5 separate regions of the Mus musculus genome follow, and all the other regions are linked to region 1. A link is a loop called in an ENCODE intact Hi-C map of the cell type or tissue named here. Cell type or tissue: heart. All regions are shown on one strand.

The links. Peaks named below come from ENCODE experiments on the same cell type or tissue, not always from the same donor. Only the 100,000 strongest peaks of a DNase experiment are listed, where the experiment ranks them.
Region 2: it touches region 1 in a loop (2.4-fold over the local background); 3 of 42 quality-filtered maps call a loop at or near these places.
Region 3: a loop joins it to region 1, with 6 times the contacts of the local background. A loop is called at or near these places in 31 of 42 quality-filtered maps.
Region 4: a loop joins it to region 1, with 6 times the contacts of the local background. A loop is called at or near these places in 39 of 42 quality-filtered maps.
Region 5: it touches region 1 in a loop (3-fold over the local background); 12 of 42 quality-filtered maps call a loop at or near these places.

Annotation. Positions count from the first base shown.
Region 1 is chr15:52,158,374-52,163,373 of GRCm38, forward strand. No RefSeq gene overlaps it. Among named protein-coding and RNA genes, the nearest start is that of Aard, 120 kb to the left of the region's middle. In heart, a CTCF peak has its summit at 2,590 (motif pointing left); no DNase peak of the experiment used is centred here; H3K4me3 peaks cover 712 bases; H3K27ac peaks cover 686 bases; H3K27me3 peaks cover 245 bases.
Region 2 is chr15:52,018,444-52,023,443 of GRCm38, forward strand. No RefSeq gene overlaps it. Among named protein-coding and RNA genes, the nearest start is that of Aard, 19 kb to the right of the region's middle. In heart, a CTCF peak has its summit at 1,960 (motif pointing right); no DNase peak of the experiment used is centred here.
Region 3 is chr15:52,456,512-52,461,511 of GRCm38, forward strand. No RefSeq gene overlaps it. Among named protein-coding and RNA genes, the nearest start is that of Gm41322, 14 kb to the left of the region's middle. In heart, a CTCF peak has its summit at 2,521 (motif pointing left); no DNase peak of the experiment used is centred here.
Region 4 is chr15:51,909,826-51,914,825 of GRCm38, forward strand. The region is part of intron 1 of Gm34678 (a long non-coding RNA gene); the gene reads right to left. Among named protein-coding and RNA genes, the nearest start is that of Gm34678, 6.1 kb to the right of the region's middle. In heart, a CTCF peak has its summit at 2,088 (motif pointing right); no DNase peak of the experiment used is centred here.
Region 5 is chr15:51,693,812-51,698,811 of GRCm38, forward strand. No RefSeq gene overlaps it. Among named protein-coding and RNA genes, the nearest start is that of Gm34562, 44 kb to the left of the region's middle. In heart, a CTCF peak has its summit at 3,105 (motif pointing right); no DNase peak of the experiment used is centred here.

The DNA of each region.
Region 1 (5,000 bases):
TGAAAACAAGAGTCTAGCATAACTGTCCTCTGAGAGGCTGTACACAACAGCCAATGGAAACAATGTGGAGACCCACCGCCAAACAGATGGAGCTCAGGGAGTCTTGTAGATGAGTTGGGGGAAGGATTGAGGGACTGGAAGAGGATAGGGACTCCACAGGAAGATCAACAGAATCAACTAACCTGGAGTCTCTAGGAAGAGACTGAACCACCAACCTAAGTGAGAACAGGGGCTGGATGTAGGTCCTCTGCACATATGTAGCAGAGGTGCAGCTTGGCCTTCATGTGGATCCTTCAACAACTGGAGTGTGTGCGGGGAGGGAATGATGCTGTTCCCCTAACTGGTCTTCTTAGTCCCATCTCAATGGGAGTGGATGCAGTGACTTGATGAGTCTGGGTGGCAGGTGATACCAGGAGGGACCTCCCCCTTCTCAGAGTAGGAGGGTACTGGGAGGAAGGAGGGTGAGACATTGGGCTGTAAAGTGAGTAGATTAATCAATTAAAAACGAGTCAGCCACAGAATCCTACACACACACACACACACACACACACACACACACACACACACACACACACAAACTGTGATCTCAGAGGCTGTCCTGGTGGAGCTGGCCACTGTCATGATTTGTCATGACCTCCTTTTGCAGTCCTACCTTTGGGCTGCAGTCTCTAGGGAAGTACTGGGTGTCTATTGAAGTGTCATCCCACAATCTTCCTGGCACCAGACATGGGCTCTCTTAGAGTCTTGTTCTTCCTCTGTTCTGCTCCTGGTACTTCTAAGACTTGGAATAGGATGATAATAGATTATTTTGGTATTGATTTTGGGTTATGGATGAGTCATTTCATAGGATAACCTACTTTATATGAACCAGTTTGGAGAGTGTTGTTGAATTATCTAGGATCATGTTAGAAACTTTGTAAAATATAAAAGATGGATAGCATAAAGCATTCCTTAGGTAGCTAGCTTTCAGCTGTGGAAGCTAGGTTGTATAGGAAGGAACTAATTAGAATAAGGAACGCATGCATGCTCTATTTCCAGTTAGTATAGAATGTGCACTCTAGTTCCTAGCAAGGCCATCATCTTGCATAGTTTGGATCTTGATTTTAAAAGTCACGAATAAGGAGGAGTTCAGGGCTACTAGAATTCAGAAGTGGGCATCGGGAGGGTCTTCAGTATCTAAGGAAGGCTTCCCAACAAAGACTTAGGTGGATTTCTGAGGCCCAGTGGCCACTGAATGAGCAGAGAGAACTCAAGGAGGTCAGCCAAAGCCAGGTAATCATAGAGTCACAAAAGTGAGGGGAGAGTGACAGACAACAGAAGAGAGGGCACTCTTGGCAGCGCAAGAACTCTAATTGGTCGATAGAGATGATATGTTAAACAATGACCAGTGTGTTTACAATACCTTCACTGCTAAGCAGGGGGTACTTGAACAGGATTCTGTAATCTATCATGCCCATTTCCCCTTACAGAAAACTACCAATGATGACACGGTGTGATAGATTCCCGTAAGCCACTCAGAGGTTTTCAACGGCTTTCGATTTTTTTCAACTATGTTTCGATACATGTTAGAGAGAATTCATGGTTGTGAGGCAAGTTTACAAATTTTTCATTCTGTACTTATTTAATTTAATACATATAGATTAGTCAGCTTTATACTCCTAGGCAGTAGAGCAATCTGTGATGGGGACACGGCCTTCAGGGAGCTTCTATTCTTTAGAGGTTATTGACTCATAAATGCTCTGACACAGGAAAGTCCTGGATGGAGAATGCCAGCTAAATGGACTTGACAGTTAGCAAAGGGAGGGACTCAAATTGGAAACTGAGGGGAGTAGCGTCATCACCAACCTGAAGAGATGCAGGCTAGTGCTTGAAGCAGAAGGTAATAATAGCTCAGTCAAAGCACTGGGTGCGGCAGCCATGGCCAAGGGCTTATGCCTGCTTTCTGGACTGTTGCCATAAACAATAGGGACTCAGTATGGAAGGAAAGTCAGGACTGCACTGGGCTGTGAAGCTGTTTGTGCTTAGTAGCGATGCTGTTATTTGAAAAGGAGTATGGGAAAAGCCATCCAGTAAAGGGACTTGGGAACCAAAAGGCAAACTTAGCACCCTTTTTGATAAACTAACCAGTCTGAGAGGGCATTTAGAGCAGATGATATGTTCAATAAGCCAGCAATTTGGTTTGAAAGAGAAGACCCAAACTTCCTCAGGGACGGCGACTCCCCTGCCGCGTGCCCACAGCAAGGAGTCGAGCAAACATTGCTCTGGGAGCAAATGCGGAGTGCTTTCCAGAGAACAGGTTTCTCTTTGGGGTATAATTATTTGGCCCACTTAATAGAAGTCGCAAGCAGGCCAGCCCTTGAAAAATAGGGCTCGTTCCTCGTTTTAGCAGAGCTTGAACAAAGGGAAACTTAAAATCAATTAGAGGGAAAGAGGAAGCCTATTTCTGTCCTTCTGGAGACAAAAGATGAAGCACAATTGGTTAAAATTCAGAGGACTAAAAATCTCTTGGGCGGTTGGGGGAAGTATTGGAGAGCTGCAGAGGAGACACAGATCCAAACGCAGGCTCGAGCTGCCATCTAGTGTTGGGACGGCTGCTGGCACGCCAGGCCCAGCTGCTGTTTCTGCCTGCCGGCTCAAGGCTCTTGGGTTTCAGAAAGATGCATCAAATTACTATTTATTATTATTGTTATGCCTATTGTTATTAAATAATTACTAAGTTAAACAGGGAGTTTAACACTTCTTGTCTCCCAGGAATTAATTTTCCTCCTGACAGCACGCAGTCCTCAGTATTCAGTTGCCTCTTGTTTGAAGGAACAAGGTTTAATCCTTTGGCAATCTAACTAGGAGCCAGCTCAGCTCCGAGGGAACCACAGTTTGACCTTTGCAATCGTGTTGGAAGGTGGCAGTCTGGATCATTAACCTTGTGAAAGGTCCTGGTGTATCTATAGGCTCAAGCCTCCTCCTGAAGGGAGATTTCATGGTGAAATGCTGTTATAGAGCCTGTAGAGTAGTTTTGTCTCCTCACCAGACTCTTGTTTTATTGAATTGAGGTCTCTCATATTGGGAAGATAATTGGCAATTCAACAAATTACCTTTATTTAATTAAACAACTAATTTACTGCCAATCTGATATTGATTAGAGGCCCTGGCTGCCAATTACTTGTCCCACCCCTGCCCTGTTACTGGAAATTACAAACCTTAACCAGGCTTAGCTAATATTGTTTGTAGCCTAAAGATGGGAGCTTTGATGTTCCACAGCTGCTGGGTCTCTATCTCACTGCGGCGAAGCAGGCAGCGCCTGTGAGGCTCTGGAGATGCTTAACGTGGCCTGCCAACTCCCACGCCCACTCTGAAGCGTGGCTCTGGAGCCCCTGACCTAGATGGCTGACTCAGAGTGACTGCAGCGTCCTCCTGTGCCCCAGCCTCTGCTCTCAGCAGCAGGTCTTTTCAAACAGAGCTGTAGCGTGAGTAAACAGCCCTGAGAGGAGCCATCTGCTCGGTTCCCATTTGGACATGAAAGCGAACCTGATCTTACAGACCTTTCCAGACACCCGGTGGCCCCGCGATCTCCCCCCATCTAGTCACTGCAATACTTTACTCTTTTGTAAGGTGGGAATACAGGCATGCTTTCCCTCTACCTTTTTAAAGCCGACAGAGGAAAATAATCCTTAGAATTAAAGCTGTCCTTTGTTGTGCTGTGACATCCTCGTGACAGGTGGTGGCATATGAAAGGCTGAGGGACTGGGCAGGGGATGGAGTGAAACACATTCCTCAACCACAGGGCAGGATCAGGGGACATTGCTGTGAAAGCCCTACTCTGAATCTTCTCTTAAGGCGGGGCAGATCGACAGGGGAATAAACAAAGGAAAAATTCAGACGTTATATGTGTTTCTATTGTGGGTGCTGGAGTTGTCTGGCGTAAAGAAGAATTAAGGGATGGGGAGACCTCTCTTAGCCATTTGATGAACATTCTTCTATTTTCCTAAACATCCATGTCACCTTTAGGCCACTCTTATGTTCTTCTCATCTTCCTGTCCAGTGCCCAGAAAAACACAAACACAATTTAGGAAGCTTCCAGTTCAGTGCTCAGTACAAACAAGGCATGCAGCAAAGGCTTAGCCCATGGTAGGTGGGCAAGAATTTTTTAACTGAATCAGTGCATTAAAGTATGCGTGTCAGAATGTTTGATGAGACGAATAGTTGACTGTATCAATAAATCAGGAAAGAGAGTAACATTTATCTAGTGCTTAATCAGAACAAAGGGTTGTTCTAGCCAAGTCGTCTCCTTGGAAAAGACTATTGTAAAGATCTCCCGACAGAAGTGGAATCAGTCCAGAAGGCTGTGGAACTGACAGACAGCCATGTCCTCTCCTCAAGGTCTTTCTCTTTCCTGTTTGTCTGCTTTGCTCTCCTCTTTCTGCACCAGTCTTTCTTAAGCTCCACTCCACATACTTTCTGTCTGTTCATAAATTATGCCTGGCTAAGACTTTGCTGCTTGCCACAGCAGCAAAATGGACGTTAGCTTCTTTTGACTTTCTTGTTCATTGTTAAATATCGCATTGTCCCCCTTTCTAAATATATATTCCAGAAAGAAGAACTTCATAGGCCAAGCTTGCCAATGTATTTACTTTTGAGCCAGGCCATTTGGTCTTGGCTGCCAGCTCGTCTACGGAGCACTTGCTTGTGTTGGGCTCATTATTATGGGTAAGTAGAAAGTAGGAATGCAGGTCACCTACATGACACTCAGACATCAAGAATTGTGAGAGGACAGGCTCTCTTTGGAGGGGATACACAAACTGTAAACATATCTAGAAACCCAGGGCGTAGTACTTAGCAATAGATGAAGGGCCAAGGAAGCAGTGTGCGCATCACTTTGAGGGGTTCTGCGCAGGAACTGCTTGGTGGAGGTGACTGAACACGGGGCATCTCAGATCTGCCTGATGACTCTGGGGCATCATTATGCTGGCTGCAAAGCTTATGCTTCTCCGAGCTCTGCTCTC
Region 2 (5,000 bases), 140 kb before region 1:
TATGGGAGATTTTGCATTGTGCCAAGACTTTTCAGGAATGCAGACTGGAGAGTTTGACAGGCAGTTATAATCTAAATCAATAAGATTTTTTTGACAGTATTTATTATTAGTATGACACCCAAGAGGAGAAGCGATAAGTGTTCCTGACAGATTTTTGGAAGTCTTCACACAGTAGGAGGGCCTGGCTACTGCTGTGTGGATCAGATGTTGTTAGAACAGTTTGGCTTTCTGTCTGGATTATTTTCTTCTTAGATGACATGTTAAGTGATAAGAACATTTCGATTGGCTTGATAGCTATGTGTTTCTATTGCAAATTAATATGTGGCTCTTTTAGTTTATCAAAACAACAGGCAAAAGCTATGGGGCATTACATCACAGCATTAGGTAGTGGCTCAGAGCAACTTTCTCTACTACAGCATCTCTCTGTGCATTTGACATGAAAGTGGATTAATGGTCTTTCTTTAAATACCAGTGCTACAGATAGGCTTTACCTTAGACTTTTAAAAATCATCACCAGATTCGGCACATTTCTATTTGAAAAGAAAAGCTATTAGCTAATAATATTTTCACATGCTATTTTAGTTATTTAGTACCTCCTAACAGATATTTATGATTCTTGGAATGTAAAATGAGCCTTTGTCTTTGTAACAAGTGCTTACGATTATAAATCTGGGAGCAATAATTTTTTTAACTAAGAGACATTGTAGTGATATGTTTAATAGTAACAAGGATCAGACAGTATTATTAAGGATCAGGTGAATACATAAAATAATGCTACCCATGATTAAAATTTATCTTGATTCACTTCCTAAAAATTATTCTTGGTATATTTCATTCTCTGGTAGTTTTATTATAATATTCTATGAATATCATTTAGCTAGGTAGGCTATTTCATTAATAAAAATAAATTCTACTAACCCAGGGCAGGAAATAATAAAGCTACGTGTAAGTTTTAACATATCTGGGAATAAATGGTAAAATTAATCTAAAAAGATGCCAATAATGAAATTAAATTATACCAGCTAAAGAAAAATGTGAGAATCCAATTAAAAAGAGTTCCATTCTAAATCAGAGACAAGGTGGACAAGCAGGGCTGAGTTTCAAATGAAGAGAGATTTGAGGTCAAATCCATAACTAAAGTTTATGGGAAGCTAACACATCTTCATTTCTATTCATCCTAGCTCTGAGCTTCAGCTAACATGCCTGTGTTTTATGATGGATATTCTCTAGAATGATAATAGAAGGTATGGAGAACCACTTTGAAGAAATGCAATGTCACCTAGGTGAGTGAAAGAAGACAAGTTGGGTGGACAAGAGGGACCAAGTCACTTTCGGACAGTAGCTTATTAATAAAAGCCCATTAATAAAATATGAGTGAGGCCTTAAGAGAGGAGAAGCTGTAAAGAAGAGGCAAATCGCAGAAGCAAGTAGTTTGAGGGAAAAGAGTCAGGCTGGATGCCAGAGAAAAGATGTGGCTTTGCAGCTCTGGTCCTAGCTCAAGCCCCAGCTTCAGCCTTTGCCAGTTACTTAACCACTGTAGAGTTCATTTTTCCTTACACGGAAATGAAGAAACTAGCTCGAGCGGCGTTGAAGGCAAAGGATGTGTCATGCAGACGGAGTGCTTAGACAATACTTGGCATAAAAAAGCTCAGACGCGATTGAGATCTTGCTGAAGAGCGGTTGGAGAAAGACTGGTGAGCCATGAGTGGGCTCTTGAATCAAGGTGATTTGGATCATGACGGTACCTCTTGGATCCAGAAGAGGGCTGGGATGATTTAGGGGAGATGATTAAAAAACAGCTTATGACAACAATCTGTTGCCAGAAATGGTATAAGTAAGTTTTTAAGGCTACTTGTTGAATGTTGAACCCTGCCCTGCTAGCCTGGGGGTGGGGTGGGGAGGGAGGACGTGACACAAGGTATTGTGTTTATTTGAACAGCAGGGGGCTCCCAGTCACTGGCAAGCAGTAAGCACAAGGCTCTGTTATTTTCTGTCTTGTGCCCAGTTAATGGCTATTGCTTGTGAGTGAGCTAGCACTCATCTGGTGCCACAGTTAAAAAGAAGCTGTGCATTTCTATAATCACATTGTATGATTTTTGCCGTTAAGTAGATGAAGTCCATTGCATACTATAGAGTGTATCGCAATACTCATGTATGGAACTTACTGTCTATCTTTCCATTCCAGAAGCAGATTATTGGATGCTGGACTAGACCCCATGGAAGAGGAAATATGCTTGCATCAGAAAGTTAGATTAAAGACAATATGCTAATATAGGAAAGGGGAAAGTGTGGGAGCAGTGAATGTAAAGGAAAGATGTAACGGAGGAGGCTGTACCCCATCTGGGGACTTATAGTACTCGTTAGAAGAGGGCAAAAAAGAAGGGCCCTCAACGTATAGGGTCAGTATGTGTAGCAAATGGGGATGCAAAACGTCCAAGAAATGTTCCAGGTGCCATCTGTAGAAGCGTAACAATGGACAAAAAGAGGCCCACAAGGAGGGAGAGTGTCTTGTGCAGACTCAAAGACCAAGTGAGGATAACACAATTCTTCTGGAGGGTCTAAAGCTTTTTCTGATAAGGCTGATAAAGGTGAGCTAGAAGTGGTGGTATCCAGACAGAAGAAGCAGCTCTTTGAATCTTTCCCAACGGTGACCAAGAGATAACTCTGTGCATAACTGCACACAAGTATGAAGGCCTAAGTTCAAATCCTCAGCCCCCACATCTAAACTTGAGTGCAGCTGTAATTGTCTGGAACTCCAGTGCTGTAGGAGGTGGAGGCCGTAGGGTTGCTGGGGCTTGCCTTAGCTACCACACCAGATCCAGGTTCAGTGAGAGACCCAGTCTCAAGAGTGCTGCAGACCCTCTGGGCCCCTTTGTCTGCGTGGAACGGGTCTCTGGTTGCGGGTGGGCAAAGCATCGGATGAGTGACAAACAGACGCACACAGGAGAGTTTGTGTTGGATCTGAATGTAATTTTTCAAATTGAACATCAGACTTTTTATGCAGAAGACAATAAGGAAGTTGGGTGACATACCTGCAAGGTACAAATGAGGTAACCGGATGCTTAATGACTCTTACACAGAACAGAGGAATGAAAACGCAAAGACTGGCAGGAACTGGGCAATAAAATAACTGAGACAAAGTCAGCCCTATCTAAGGTCAGCTATAGTCTTAGGAGCCAGGTGTGAGATCTTTACTCTCCTAGGGCAAGGGCTTTCACACCCAAGTCATGGTTCTAACTAGGGAGTTCCATTCTAGCTAACCATCTCATGAATAATGCAATACTCTAAAACCACAGCCCGATCTACTTTTTAAACCATTGTAAATTCCTGTACATGGGAGCGACTTGGCTTTTATTGATAGTATAATACCAGAGGCTACTCTGAATGTCACTGTCTAGCTCAAGGACGTTCTAGGACTGTTGGAACACTGAGGCTTTAGCTATGTCAGAATTCAATCTTAAAAGGCACTTATAATAAGATGATACTGAAAGAGAGCACGTGGATCCATATAGTAGACTAACGTGGGAATGGAGAATTAAGAGAACGCCAGACTCCAGGAGGAGAGCTTCCTTGAAACTCTTTTCCTCATGAGTGACTTTTAAGCCTCTCAGCTTCCGCTGACTCGACCAGAGTGCGTGGCACAAGAGATTAATGTGGAGCATGATAGAATGGCATACTTGACCTTGTCTCTCTGCCCTCATGACATCAATCCCTTCCCATCTAAGCCTCGGGGAACACGGAGCAGAAAGAATTTAAGAACGGGGTTGGGAGAAGTTTGTGAGATGCTATCTTCTGCACCTGACATATTGTCACACAGAATTTACAGCAGCTGTGGCTGCCTGCGTGAGATGTGCACAAGATCATCATCAGTCAGCATTCCAGCACTGATGTTGGAGGGGCTCCTGAAGCTACACTCTTACCAGAAGAGCTATTGATCATTGATGACCCTCCATTGTATCAGGAATAAATTAGGTGCTACTAATAGACACTAAAGAAAAAGTTTTGCTAAACTATTAGAAGTTGTATTCTTCTCATATGTAAGAATTGGACCGTTCTAAGAAGATATAATAATTCCTGGTTCTTTTCACAGATAGGCTGATTTCAGTGTTTTTTTTTTTTCTTTTTTTTTTCTTTCCATTTTTTATTAGGTATTTAGCTCATTTACATTTCCAATGAATGCTATACCAAAAGTCCCCCATACCCACCCACCACACTCCCCTACCCGCCCACTGCCCCTTTTTGGCCCTGGCGTTCCCCTGTTCTGGGGCATATAAAGTTTGTGTGTCCAATGGGCCTCTCTTTCCAGTGATGGCCGACTAGGCCATCTTTTGATACATATGCAGCTAGAGTCAAGAGCTCCGGGGTACTGGTTAGTTCATAATGTTGATCCACCTATAGGGTTGCAGATCCCTTTAGCTCCTTGGGTACTTTCTCTAGCTCCTCCATTGGGAGCCCTGTGATCCATCCATTAGCTGACTGTGGGCATCCACTTCTGTGTTTGCTAGGCCCCGGCATAGTCTCACAAGAGACAGCTACATCTGGGTCCTTTCGATAAAATATTGCTAGTGTATGCAATGGTGTCAGCGTTTGGATGCTGATTATGGGGTGGATCCCTGGATAAGGCAGTCTCTACATGGTCCATCCTTTCATCTCAGCTCCAAAGTTTGTCTCTGTAACTCCTTCCAAGGGTGTTTTGTTCCCACTTCTAAGGAGGGGCATAGTGTCCACACTTCAGTCTTCATTTTTCTTGAGTTTCATGTGTTTAGGAAATTGTATCTTATATCTTGGGTATCCTAGGTTTTGGGCTAATATCCACTTATCAGTGAGTACATATTGTGTGAGTTCCTTTGTGAATGTGTTACCTCACTCAGGATGATGCCCTCCAGGTCCATCCATTTGGCTAGGAATTTCATAAATTCATTATTTTTAATAGCTGAGTAGTACTCCATTGTGTAGATGTACCACATTTTCTGTATCCATTCCTCTGTTGAGGGGCATCT
Region 3 (5,000 bases), 300 kb after region 1:
GTCTAGCACACTTCCCACTTTTCAGCAGCAGCCTTTTTCTAAGGACCTAGGAGACTCCCTGTCTCTTTTCAGCGGGTGCTCATTTCAAGTGGACACAAACATAGCAGAATTCTGTCTCTGGAATGATGGCCAAGGCAATGTACTTGTGTCCTGTGGCTCTGTTCCGCTGTATGTCACAAGCACAGGCACACATTTCTTTCTACGGAAGCACAGTCACAAAGAAGAGAAATATTGGAGAGTTAGTTCAAGGTTCGTATTTATTAAGGCAATGCATTGCACTTGTGTTTCCTTGCCTGAGATCTGTTGTCCTTCGTGGGGCCTAAGAGTGATGAGAAGGAAGGTACCTGTGTTGGTTAGCTGTGCTTGCAACCTAGTAAAGAGCAATAAATCTTGAGTCAGGACATGCACTGTTGGCTGACGCCTGGACCTGCAGAAGGCCACAGTTCTTCATGTGTTTACAGTGCATCAGTCTGTGGACCATGCATTCAATTCTCTTCTTTCAGAACTTAAATGTTTAGCTATCTTCTGTTATGCTTCCTTGGTTTGTTGTTGTTGTTGTTGATTTGTGTGTTTTTAGAATGCCAGGAAGTTTAGATAACTCAATTGTTTGTCTCATTTCCTTCCTTCCCCCCTCCCCCTCCCCCTTCCTCTCCCCCTCCCCCTTCCTCTCCCCCTCCCCCTCTCCCTCTCCCTCTCCCTCTCCCTCTCCCTCTCCCTCTCCCTCTCCCTCTCCCTCTCCCTCTCCCTCTCTTTCTCTCATCTTCCTTTCTTTATTTCAATTCCCATGGTACTATTAATCATAGAAAACTTCCAAATTATGTGTCAAAAGTACCTCTAAGAATTGTATACACATTCCATTCAAAACATATTTTTATATTGCTTTCTGGGGTGCTATCAATTCAGTGCTTGCTGATTCGTCCTGAGCAACTTCTACTTTAGTTTTACTGAGATGTCTATTGAAGGCTTTGAAAATACAGTATGTGCAGCCAAATCCAAAATGTGTAATAGAAACAAACTCAAGGAAGGAATTTATTAAGGAGAGAAAAAAAGTTGATCTCTCAGCTCCGTGAAGATTAGGAAACTAGTGCTTTCTTTCATCCTGAAGCTATATATCAGCCAGATATCGTTTTATGTAAAGCCTACCATGCATGAAGCCACTCATGTCAGGGAGCTGGGGGGATGATGCAAATTTACAGTTTTGTGCTATTTGAACATTATACATTGAGATTCAACATTAACTGCCCACTCACTGGCTACTCTTTCTTTGTACTTGCCGCAGACAAAGGAAGTCATTTGTTAGTCAGTAGTTTTCTCACTCTATGTATACAAAACAAACAAACAACAACAACAACAACAAAACCCTCCAAATATCCTCCTGATCTTGCTCATAGGATACTGACTGTGTCCCTACATGATCTAACTTGTGGTTTTTGTAATTGTACAAACTTTGTAATTTTCTAACACTGTCCTCTCTCTTACTGCCATCAGAATGATGTCTCTACAAAACCTAGATAGGAACAGGGCTCTGCCATGATCTGTCTATGTTTGGATAGGAGCAGGGCTCTGGCCTGATCTGTCTATAATACTGGATAGGACCAGGGCTCTGCCTTTTACTTGATCTTTCACAGCTCTCCACTGATCAAAGAAGTTCAAGCAGAAATGTTTTTGTCGAAGCATGGGGGAGACTGTCTCAATCTGGTCCTGGTTTGTTCGTCCTCTGCCCACATGCCTGGCTTCACATTAGCCAGACAACTTCTTCCTTCACAGCACCCTCTCCTACCTCAGTTGCAGATTCTTCTAATCTCTAGGTTAGACATTAGGTTGAGATTTTCCTATTCCAACTCCTTGCCTGTCCCATTTCTAATCGTCTGTATTCTTTATCTTCTACAACAGAGATGCTAACATGTCCTGCATCTGCCCTTTCTGTATCAACTATCACTCATCTATCATGCCTTTAAAAACCTCTGGTACCTAAACAGAAGACTTCCTAAAGGGCCTGAATATGTCTCATCCATGGTTGTATTCCTGGCACCTAATTCATGGTAGGAACGACATACACATTTAATGGAAGAGGAAATGAATGAGCAAAGACAAGCATGGTAGAAAAACCAGGTGTGTTAATCAGAGGCAGGTTTATTGACCCACCACACTAATCCTTGGAGAAACTAGCATTCCCAGTCAGGGGCATATTTAGGACTCTTTTCTGACAGTTTCCAGGATTACTGGGCTGGGTAAGTTAAAAGATATTCAGACCACCTTGAACTAAAGAGGCTGTGTCATCTTGCAGATCCACTTACAGGGTCCAGCAAGACAGTTTTTGAAGCCACCCACCCTGACAGAGGTGGCCATGGGAGAATCGCATCCAGGATTGCAATTAGAGCTAGAGGAGAAGAGGAGGAGACAGGGGTCAGTGAACCAATCAATAATCAGCAACTCCTCCCCCACATCTGCCAGGAGGGAGGCTGAAGCTATCTGCTTGAGGATGGCTCTCATCTTAGGCGGTGCACTCCTGCCATCTAGTGGCTCTGTCACACTTTGCAAGCATGCCTTTAACCGGCATGGCTTCAAGGGCTGAAAAATCCCAGAGCTAGATTTAATGCACTGCTCAAACCTGGAGTAAACTCACCAGGAAGATGCACAATACTTTTGGGGTTTCTTTGTCACTGACATTTAAGAAAGTCTTTATGGGTGCTGACTAGAAATGAATCTTTCATGATAGTATTAGTCAAGGCTAATATCAGATATGAACACTACCTTTTATTTAATGAGGAAATAGGATGTGATTTTTAGCTTAGAGTTAAATCAATCTCTCTCTCTCTCTCTCTCTCTCTCTCCTTTCCCCAAATGGTCCCAAATGTGTTACAAACACTGCCTAGAGATTGTCTTTTTCCCCAGCAGCAAACTGGATAATTGCAAAACAGAAAGGAAGAGCTGACTATGGTGTAGCTGAGGCATGCCAAGATAGTCAGAAATGACAGTGTGGAGACTTAGCAAGGGAAACATTTCAAGGACCAAGGCTGACAGGAGATGAAACTGCCTCAGGCTTCCCAATCCCTCAGGGAAACTGGCAATCTTATTGCTTTCTTCTTCTTCTTTTCTTCTTTTTTCCATGGCGCCCCAAAGGTAATTCATTAAAATATTAATAGCTTCTGTTTGCTCTGGGGCAGTGAACTGGGACAGATCCAGCTGTACAAGAAACTAACGATATGGGCAAGATACAGATCTTGACCACGCACACTCTGTGTCTGAGAAAATCCATCCTGTAGCAATTTGGAGACAGCCAGGAAACAGCTAGCCTAACCTTCAGCAGCAATATTTGCAGATAAATGGCCTCAGGCACAAAAATATATCACACATATGTGCATTAAGTATCAATACAAGTTCGGTTGTCATGATATAAAGTTAATATAGAATGTTTCATAGAAATTATTGCTAATATGTAAAAGCATATTAAACTTATAGTAACCCTCAGCAAAATAACCAAGCAATAAGGGCAAGAATTTTTAAAAGATAGTGAGAAAGTTTTCAGGTTATATATTTACAATGTCTTCTATGGAAATGATCCAATTATTTACATGGTGTAGCTTTTCACAACTGTAATGTGACCCTCTGATGAAACTTGCTAGGCACAAGTGTTTTACAAACATTTAATCATCTCCTAAGACTCTGGCCTTTTTTTCTACATTCTATGTCGAAGCAGGTTTGTTGTGTTTAGATAAATGTGTGTTATGTTAGGCTGTGGTTATTATTAAAATCAATTGCTAAATCACACACACACACACCCCAAACACACACACACACACACACACACACACACACACACACACACATCCATACACACACACACACATCCATACACACTCTTTCCAAGGAAACTCTTATGTTTGAAATACTTGTCTCATTGGATCAACACAAAATTATGACATTAAAAACTACCTTAAGGTTAACAATTGCCTGAGAAATAAGATTTATATTAATCATTTAAATGAAATTTCAGGTCTGATACTTACACAGTGTGTGGTGATTTGAATATGCTTGGCTCATGGGACATGGCACTATTAGAAGGTGTGGCCTTGTTGAAGTAGGTGAGGCCTTGTTGGAGAAAGTGTGTCACTGAGCAGGCAGGCTTTTGAGGTTTCCTCCTGTGTGCAGCCTCTGCCCAGTGTGGAAGAGAGCCTCCTTCTGGCTGGCTGTGGAAGACAATCTCCTTCTGTTGCCTTCAGATCAAGATGTAGAACTCTTGGTTCCTCCGGTACCAAGTCTGCCTACACTGCATGCTGCCATGCTCCCCACCATGGTGATGATGGACTAAATAAACCTCTGAAACTGCAAGCCAGCCCCAAAATTAATGTTTGCCTTTATAAGAGTTGTCTTGGTCATGGTGTCTCTTCACTGCAATAGAACCCAAACTAAGACACGGTGTATTCATAAAATAACACAATGGGCCCCCAATGTGAATCAATCTATCTATCTATCTATCTATCTATCTATCTATCTATCTATCTATCTCTCCATTTCTCTAGCTATCTATATCTATCTACTATAAATCTGTTTATCTATAGTGATATACAAGATATGGATATAGATAGAGAGAGATAGAAAGAAGTTATCTGTGAGATGGCTCAGCAGGTAAAGACATTGCAGTGCAAGTCTGGTGACCTGACTTTGATCCTAGGGCAAACCGGGGCACATGCATATCCACACTTGCATATCATATGCACACATGCAAATAATAATAATAGTAATAATTTAAAATTAATTTTTAAAAGAACATATTTGTTGTTGGAAAAATTACCTATGTTATCTTTCAGTTCCAAATATTATTAATATTATTTATGTTTTAAAAGCCAAGACACAGACAAAACCCCTCTTCAAGAAAATTTCATGTTTTAAGATATGTTAGCTATTCAGTTTAGGAAAAAAAAATCTTAAGCGATTTTATTCCTAAAGAGTTCTACTTCCCAGCCTTAAGTAGAATGATAGAAGGAAATTCTCATAAG
Region 4 (5,000 bases), 250 kb before region 1:
TGGATTGCTGATGGCTTCTGGAGAAGGGAGGGTCCATTTTCTTTGATGGTTTCTTAGTGCCAGCCCAAGTCTGCTGTTCCCCTTGGGATACCCAGTAACCATTGTTGTGCCCTTGGCTGGACTGGAAGGAGTGAAGCTTTGACAGACCGCTGGATTAGATAGCATCTTCGGCTGGTGTTAGTCCATGAGCCTTCTGGAGATGGGTTTCAGTGAAACAGATCTCTTTATTGGGCTGAACAAGGGCTATATAAATCTAGGGGAGTGAATAGGGGTTTGGGTGGGTGAGTATATATTATTGGCTGGTGCCGAGGTGCTGGGAATGGTCCATTTGCACGAACAGGAAATCGGGGTGCTTGCTGGGCACGTCTTTACAAGGCAAGAAGAAGTTGAACCTTTAATCTGGCCACCAGGTAACCTGACTACCCCAGGGGTAGTGGAGGTGCAGGTTGTAAGGCTACATGTGCTGGGACATGCCGGCTGAGAGCAAGGAGGAAGCAGTCCTATTCCTGTTGGGTTTGGACACATACTGACCTCACTCTTGCTTTGGCCTGGCACCCCTGGTGGCACAGCGTTCTTCCTCCACATCTTAGTTTGGGTCTTAGTGCCATGAAGAATCACCATGTCTATGGCAACTTTTATAAAGGAAAACATTGCATTGAGGCTGGTTTACAGTTTCATCATGGCAGAAAACATCACAGCATGAAGACAGACATGGTGCTGGAGAAGGAGCTGAGAGTTCTACACCTGGATCCAAAGGCAACAGAAGGAGACTGGGCATAGTTTGAGCATAAGAGATCTCAAAGTCTGTCCCCATGATAGCACACCTCCTCCAACAAGGCCACACCTCCTCTAATAAGGCCACACCTCCTCCAACAAAGGCCACACCTCCTCTAATAAGGCCACACCTCCTCCAACAAGGCCACACCTCCTCTAATAAGGCCACACTTAATAGTGCCACTCCGTATGGGCATTTAAACACATGAGTCTATGAGGGCCATTTCTATTCAAACCACCACAAATGGTGCTCCTGGTAGGTCGACCATGCTCCAGTGGCTAGCCTCACACCAAGAGAATGAATTAAATAGATGGGCTATTTTTTTTTAATAAAAAGGAAAACAAAGAATTGAGAGGCATGGGGAGGTAGAGGTGGATCTAGGAGGAGTTAAGGGCAGGAGTTGGGGGCGAATATGGTCAAAATACATTGTATAAAATTCTCAAAGAATCAATAAAAATGTTTTTAATACAAATTGCAAAAAAGACCCCACCCCATAAACATGTATGCAACAAAAATTAAACAATAAAACCAAAATCTGCCCTTGATCTTGACTATTGGAACTGTTAGAATTTTGGGGTGTCAGGACTAGATATCATTTGAAGTTCAACAGAATTATAATATCTCACAAAAATGTAATAAAATTAAATTGTATAATATTAAAATAATTGTAATTACACAGTGTATACCAAAGACTCGTTTTTACATAATTTCCATTTTGTGCTGCTATGATAAAGGTACTTGCTACGGAGTCTGATAATTTGAGTTCAATTCCCAGGATTCTCTTGGTGGAAGAAGAAACTTACTCGTGCAAGCTGTTTGCTAATCTCAGTACCCACACATCGCTTGCGTTTTCATGTTCTCATCCAAGACCCCACAAAAAAAAAAAATAGGTGTTAAAAGAATTAATAAATTTCAAGCCAGTTGGTGGTGGCACACACACTTAATTCCAGCCCTTGTGAAGCAGAGCGAGGGTGATCTCTGAGTTCGAGGCCAGCCTGGTCTACAGAGTGAGTTTCAGGACAGACAGACAGTGCTACACAGGAAAACCTTGTCTCAAAAAAAAAAAAAAAACAACCCAAAAAATTAATAAATTTCAACTTTAATATTCAAATATCTTGTATCTTACATCTTGATGTTTGGTAGATGGCTTTTTGGATGGATTTGTAACCAAAGATTTATCATTAGATCTTTCATCCTTTGAGGTTCTTTCAACAATGCTGCCACATAAGGTTAGGTTTTATCTCCTTCAAAAATAAGAAATTACCTATCTGAACCTCACGGCATTTTTAGAGATACCTCATCTCCGCCCCTAGGGGGAGCTCCAGCCTCCCCTACGAATCGCCCTGTCACCATTCTCTTATTTGTAACTGTACATTCAAGACGAATTCAGAAGAATCTGCTAAGCGCAAATTTCAGAGTATATTTCTCGATGTATGGATCTTTTGACCCAACAGCCATCGCAAGACTTGTCCAAGGTTTCTGCTGTTTGGAATTATACCCACTAAAAGAGTCTCTGGTTGGATGTTGCCGTCCATATGAAGTGGACATGTTACTTAAGTTCTTAGCAGGTGCCAGGTGTAGTGATGGAGGCTTGGAATGGAGCAGCAGGCAAGTGATAGAAGTTGCATATTTCTTGACATATGCACGCTTGTGTGTTTTGCTAGCTCTGCCTTGGTCCATTGAAAGAAATCTTAAATAAAGGTCCAAACTTAGTAGGCTTGCTAAGCTTCCAGTTTCCTAGCAATGGAAGGTGTTCTAAGTCCTTACCGTTTTGGCAAGGATGGATACTTAAATATACATTGCCATTGGGGTTAGCTTGTATCGCGTATCTCCTGGCTCTCATACACCCTGGACAAAGCAAATTGGCTAGGGGGAGAGCATTTGTTCAGAAGAGCGCATCCTATGGGTTGGTGATATTGTGGTTTGTTCTAAGCTTTATTTAGCAGAGGCCTTAATCATCAACTTGGACCTATCATATTCACTCCCTTAGAGTTTTAACAGTGAGGTATTGTATTTGTTTGCCATAGCTGCTACACCAGGTATAAGAGACTATGTGGATTAAATAACAAATGTAATTTTCTTACAGCTCCAAGTGGTAAAAGTTTGACAACAAGATGTTAATAATGTTGGTGACTTCTGAAGCCTCTTCCCATGGCTTGCAGAGGGCCACCACCTCCCCAGGTCTTCACTTCCCTTTGTGTGCACCAATCATGTCAGATTTACACTCTTATTTTTTATAAGGACCATGTGTTAACTGAATCAACCCTTTAGAGACCCGGAGACCCTATCTGCAAACACAGCTACACTCTGAGGCACTGGGTTGAGGGCCTCAGCTTATGACCTTGCAGGAGTAACGATTCAGCCCATAGTAGACACAAAGAGAATGAGTCCCTTGGTGAAAAGTAGACATTGCCCTATATGAAGAGAGCGCCAAAAGAAGCGAGAGCTTTTATGAGTTGAAAATGATCAGGAGTGAATGTATAAGCCATGTTTTAAACCCATCTCAAACAGCCTTCTTTGAGTTAATACACATAAACTACTTGGTTTCCTGGCTTGGGCAAATCTATTGGCTAGAACCACAAAGGCACAAGCAACAGTAGGAAGTGTAGACAAGAGGGAGGTCAAACAGAAACACTTCTACAGACCAAAGGGTCAAATCATAATCAGACCTAGTTAAAAAACTCAACAGTAAGAAAACAAATCATTCCATTAAAAATGCAGAAAGTGGGCAGGAGAGATGGCTCAGTAATTAAGAGCGCTGGGTGCTCTTCTAAAGGATCAGATTTCTATTCCCAACTCCCACATGGCGGTTCACAACCTTAAGTAATTCCAGTTACAGAAGATCTGAAGCCCCCCCCCCCCTGGCTTCCTTGGGTACAAGGTACATCCACGATGCGTTTATATACACGCAGACAAAACACGCATACATAGAAGATAAGACACAAAACTTTATGGATGGACAAAGCATACGAAATGGCATTTATTCAGATGGCCAGCTGGCACATCACTAATCCTTAGGCAAAGGCAAATGAAGACAACCATAAGATATCACCCCGCAATGGTTAGAGAGGCTTTTATTTAAAAGATGAATGCTGGGCCCACTAGCTGATAGTAAAGGTGACTGCTTCCTACCCTAAGGACCTGAGTTCAAACTCTAGGCCTCGAATGACGGAAGGAAATGTATGCTTGTTGTGTGTCAGTTTCTTTGTGGATGGCTGCCTATATGCAGCGAGGGTAGGTACAAGACAAAGTGAGAGCCCGTGATTGGGCAGTGGAAAAAGAAGGGGACTGAGAATTTTAGAGTCTAGGACAGAGGGACAGAGAGGAGAGGAGAAGGGAAGGAGAGGAAGAGATAAGATGGAACCTAAAGGAGAGGAAGAGGAGCTGGACCCACACAGTCCTGGGAGCCATAAGTGTTGGGGATTTCTTAGATAGATGACTAACTAACTAATAATTCGGATGCATCTACCCCATCTAGGTGTGTAGCTTGTGTTTATATCAATTGAGTTGTGAGTTCATTGTGCGGGTGTTTTGTGGGTTGAGAATTTACTAATATCAATCTGACTGATATTTTAAAAGCCTTTAGAGTTTTGATTTTACCAGGTTCCTGGGATTTGTGACTGCTAACCACAGGGAATGGGAGCAGAATCCACAGCAAGAGAACCACAAGATAGGTGGTCGCTGCATGGGGCTAGCCATGAAGGCAGTGAGATCACGGGGGCCAGAGAGTAGCTGGCGCTAGCTCGGGATGGTGGCTTTTTAAATATTTCCCGCTACATTTCCTCCTAGGTTGAAACATTTCATCCTGTAGGGAAGATCCTTAAGCCAGAGGGTAACACCTCAAAATAGTTTCAGGAAGTCCCTGAAACTCCCAGATTTCATTAGGCTCCCTCCCTCTCGGAGGAAGCAATATAGTCAAACTGCAAAGAACCCTCTGAGACAAGCCAGGCTGCCTGGAGGAGTCAGACAGACTGACTCCCTTGGAAAAGGGACTCTCCAACCTGTTGAGCTGCCCGCAGGCTGTGCAGTGCACTCTGGTTTTTGTGAGCTGTCACCTTTGCTAGTAGGCCTGGGTGATGAGGCTGTCTTTGAGTCATTTTTGATGCTGTTAGTCACCCTTCACCTACATTCCTGTAAGTAACCCTCAGAACTCTCATTGGTTCGCCAAATTGGACTTCGGTGATGCAGGGACTCCAGCTAGCCCGAGCATGGCAAATATGGCTCT
Region 5 (5,000 bases), 460 kb before region 1:
AGCCAAAATAAACCTTTCCTCTATTTAAGTTAATTACCTTAGGTATTTTGTTACAGTAATGGAAAGATGACAAACAGGGCATCCACACATCAGTGCCTTCAATAAAAGTTATTCTTGAGTTAGTGTATTGATGACTAGGGTTTTTATCTCATTGAAATCTTTACTTTAGGAACTACTCCAATTCTAGCCATGAGCAGCCACAACACACATATGCAGTCCTGGCTACTGAGAGTCTAAGGCCAGAAGATTACAAGTTTGTGGCTTGCCTGGACAATTCTGGAGACCCTCCAGATAGTAGTCAGCTCCATGGGAAAGTGGTTGTCTTGTTAGCCTCTGTAAGGTCCTGAGTTCATCCTTATTTCCGAAAAATTCATTTAATAATACTATATAGCCATTAAACAATGTGCTTATAAAAAACGTACAAAAACAATAGTAGGTGGCCAAGTAGCATCTAAAACTTCCTCTGGACAAGCTATTCTTCTCGTATTTCTCTGTCGTTCTGGAAGGTAGCTCATGGTGCCAAAACAAAATATCACATCAGACTGCTGAGCTTAACACAGGTTTATTTCTTGTAGTTCTGGGCTCCAGGAAGTCCAGGTGCCTACAGACCCAGTTCCTGGTAAGGATGCTTCTTGCCTCGAACGTGAAGTCTACGTTCTCACTGTTTCCTCATATGACCTATCTTTTGTATAGGTAAAGAGAGAACAAAGGTTTTTCTCTCCTGTAAGGTCATCAGTCCTATTGAGTTAATAGCATCATTCTATCCCCAGCATCTTTCACCAACCACCATTGCAGTAAGGGTCAAGTCTACAGTCTGGTGAGGTCACAGGAGAGTATAATTCACTTCACAAGAAATATCCTTATAGCTAAACCTCAGCCATCCAAAATCACTTCAAGAATCCACACAGGAAGTCTTCAATGGTTCAATATAACTGCCCCCAAATAAAGAAATATTGACTTTATAAAACTCAAGATCATTTTACATAAGCTAGAAATAAACAGATCGCTGTTAAATAGTAGTACAGTCCCAGCAGGCATGGACACCACAGATGGTGTCTCTAAAGAAGACCCGGGCACATCTATATAGAATACAAAGATAAATCCTTGTAGGTGATAGGTAGTGAAAAGTCTTCTAAAGGAAATACCACAGAATATTGCCATGCTAGAGATCAGCAAATGGCAAGGGGCATAAAAAAATTCACACAGCTGTTTGATGGAAGAATATTTCAGAGAAATATTTCAGAAAAAAAAAGAAAGCCTGCACTTGGGCTACTTGATGAAGCACAGAGAGATGCATGGCTAGGTGTAAGTATGAGCAGGGGAGACAGGAGGTATGCACAGGGCCAGCCCAGCAGAGTCCTTAGGCCTTTGAGGGACTTGGGCTCTTCATCTGAGTAAAAATGGGTGCCATTGAAGATGGAGGAACACGGTCTTACTTAGCAGATGGTCACTGTGACTCTGTGCTTACAACAGGCTCCACTGGAACAAAAGTGGGAGCAGAGAGAACAGCAGCTAAGGAGCATTAGAAAAGGCCAGGGGACAATGGTGGCTTGGACACCAAGATAACAATAGGTATTTGAGAAGTGGTCAGACTCTGTACATGTAACTGGTCCTCTCTATCCATGGGCTCTATCTCCATGGAGCCAAACAGCTTCAAATGAAAAGTATTTTTTAAACCCACAAAAATCACAACTCTCCTGAGTGTGACTATATTTGTGTTATTATTTCCTCCAAAATTTCAGCTTCAGGACTACTCAGATGCATTTAACTTGTGTTACAAAAATCCAGAGATGTTCTACTCATTATGAGTCTATCTGGACATCTGTGCAGTCACTGTGCAGCTTTGTAGCTTTGCACAGTGGATTTGGAATCTGAGAGCAGGCTCTGTGTCAGTGGGAAGGATCCTGGAAACAGTGTACTGAGGATACCAAGGGACTGTATCCTGGGGGTTATTTCATTTCAAAGACAGACCACTTCTCCTCCAGGACTTAAAGAGATGTCATACCTGCTTTCTTAAATGCCTAGTCAGGGATTTAAGCATCGTCCACAGTCTTCTGGGAATCAGAGTTTGGCTGTCCCATATATAAGTATGGAAAAATAAGGGGTTTGGAAAAATACACCTTAAAGAGTTGCAAACTTGGACTTGAAAAATACCATGTGCTAAGTGGTAAGTCACGTATTCAAGAACTGACTCTATGTCTTGAATTTTATTTAAACCCCCAGAGGTCCTAAAGGTGAAATCTGTTGTGGGGTGTACCCGGCCTCATCTCTTCCTAGCCTTCCTCTCCACCCTTGTATAATAGTCAAGCTTTTGCCAAGAGGAAAGACAATTGTGCAGCCAAACACAGTGTACTCTTTGAAGACTTCATCCCACCCTGTGTCTCCAAGAGCCACAGCGCGCGCACCTGCCTAACCGAGCCTGTTCGTGGGTAGTATTCCAGCATTAAAAATTCTGGTATCAGTTCTATTCCTATCTGGTTTCGGGCCTCTTAGTTCCTTTTTGCTTAAGGACCACTCTGGCTACCTGAGAAAGGGAATCCTTTCCTCCAGCCCTAAGCCAGGACTTCAATAGTTTTAACCAAAGTTACAGTCTAAAGAAAAAAATAATAATAAACACACCCTCATGTTGTATGTCTTCCATTTGCAAGCATGTGCTAAAATGGATCAAGCAGCCAACGGGTTTAGTATTTCAGAGGGAAAAAGTTAAACACAAAGAACCATTCTAGATAATGGGGAGGAGAAGCGACTTACTATAGATGGTTGGCCGGCTGCCATTCTGAGCAGTTTTACATTTTTAAACAGTACTTACCCAATGCTCTCCTTAATCCTATTAAATGAAAACTTTTTCTAATTTTAAAATTAAATTTCCTGTATTTCCTGATAGGCTTCCAAGTTAGCCTCCTTCCCGCCTCCTCCCTCGGTCCCTCGATACTTCTGTAAGAAGAGGGGCATTAGCATCCTGGACAGATGCCAGTTGGCACTGTCGCCCTCAGCGTCCCTCGATGCCCCTGAGGTTTTCCACTGAGTTCAGATTGTTTTCTTACTTCCAGTTCTTGGGTATCGCCCTGTAGCTTGTGGCTAGTGGCTGTGGCCTTTCCCCCCACCACATGGGGGCGCACTTCAGTCATTTACCTTTAAGAGCCTAACCTTAGCTCCAAACCTTTCTAATTACTCCATCCCTTCTCTTCTGTGGAACTGGGGAGTTGAACTCAGGGCTCCCTGCAAGGTAGGCAAGTTCTCTCCCACTGAGCTCAGCCCACAGGCCCTTCTAACACCCATCCTCAACACGCTTGCATTTATTTGTTTATGCCATCTTAGAATAGGACCAAAACCAGAAGTTAAAATAAGGACTACCATCATATGGTATGTTAACACCAAACCAAAATATTAACTCTATGGTAAAAATTACCTTGCTCAGTGCACACAAAATGGTGACTATCTGGTGTTACTTCGAGAAAAATTTTCAGTGAAATCATTATTCAGCATTTGCCACTTCGGTTTATTTGCATTCCGAATTAAAGGTTATCCTCATAGGTGTGTGTAAGGTCCAGTCAAGCAAACACAATGGTATCTGAACTTATAATGTCCTACTTGTAATGCGTTAATTATGCAAAGGTCCTGGTTAAAATTTCACTGATACGGTCCATCTTTCCTTTGCCACTCGCTCCTGTGGCAAACTGAGAGATATCGTACCTTAAATCTTTTCACTGGACTTCCCAGAAGGTTAGGAAATTCTGTCTCCATATTTTTGTTTTTGTTTTTAAAGTGTTAAAAATGTTTGGGAATGAGAGACACAGTATGGCAGGTTACACGAGAACGACTTCCATAGATTCGCATATTCGAGTCTTTGGTTCCCAGTTGGTAGACTGTTTGGGAAGGGTTGATTAGGAGGCGAACTTCACAAAGGAAGTGTGCCGGTGCAACATCTCTGCTCCTGTTCCATCTCTGCCCGCAGCTTACAGATCAGATGTGCGCCCTTGGCTGCAGTTCCACTGCCACGCCATGCCTACCTGTCGCCAAGCTCCCTGCCATAGTGGTCATGAACTAGCCCTCAGAAGCTGTAAGCAAACCCCAATGAAATGTTTTATGTTACAAATTGCTTTGGCCACGGTGTCTCCTCACAGCAAAAAAAAAAACAGTAACGAAGACCTCGTGATTCACTTTTGGAGACAGAAGGACATAAAGTACCACCTAGTTTATAAACCTAAACCTTTAAAATTCTTTCTCCAGCCAGGTGTTGTTGCACGTGATTGTAAAGCCAGCACATGAGAGGCAAAGGTACAAAGATCAGGAGTTCAAGTCTAGCCTTGGTTACATAAGGATTTCAAGGGCCTAGCAAGAATTAACTTTGAAATAACATTATTTGTTTTCAACATCTCATATTTTAATAGTGGGCTGGTGCTATGGCATAAGTCATAACCCATAGCACTACCTCATTACCTAAAATCACATTGAAGTTTAATCTCCACTCTAGTGCCATTAAAAGGTTGGGGCTCTAGAGGACGAACGTGATGAAGGTTCTCCCTTCATTACACCCTACAAAACACCCTTCAGGACCAGCCCCTTTCTTTCCCTTCTGCCTTCCGTCACATGAAGTGAAACAGAGGAGGTGGGGCCTTCAGACGTCAACCCTGCTGCTACCTGTGCTTGAGTCCCAGCTTCCAGAAGTGTGAGTAGGACATTTCTTTCTTTTTTTTTTTTAATTTTTTTATTAGGTATTTTCCTCATTTACATTTCCAATGCTATCCCAAAAGTCCCCCATACCCCCCCCACTCCCCTACCCACCCACTCCCCCTTTTTGGCCCTGGCGTTCCCCTGTACTGGGGCATATAAAGTTTGCAAGACCAATGGGCCTCTCTTTCCAGTGATGGCTGACTAGGCCATCTTTTGATACATATGCAGCTAGAGTCAAGAGCTCCGGGGTACTGGTTAGTTCATAATGTTGTTCCACCTATAGGGTGGCAGTTCCCTTTAGCTCCTTGGGTACTTTCTCTAGCTCC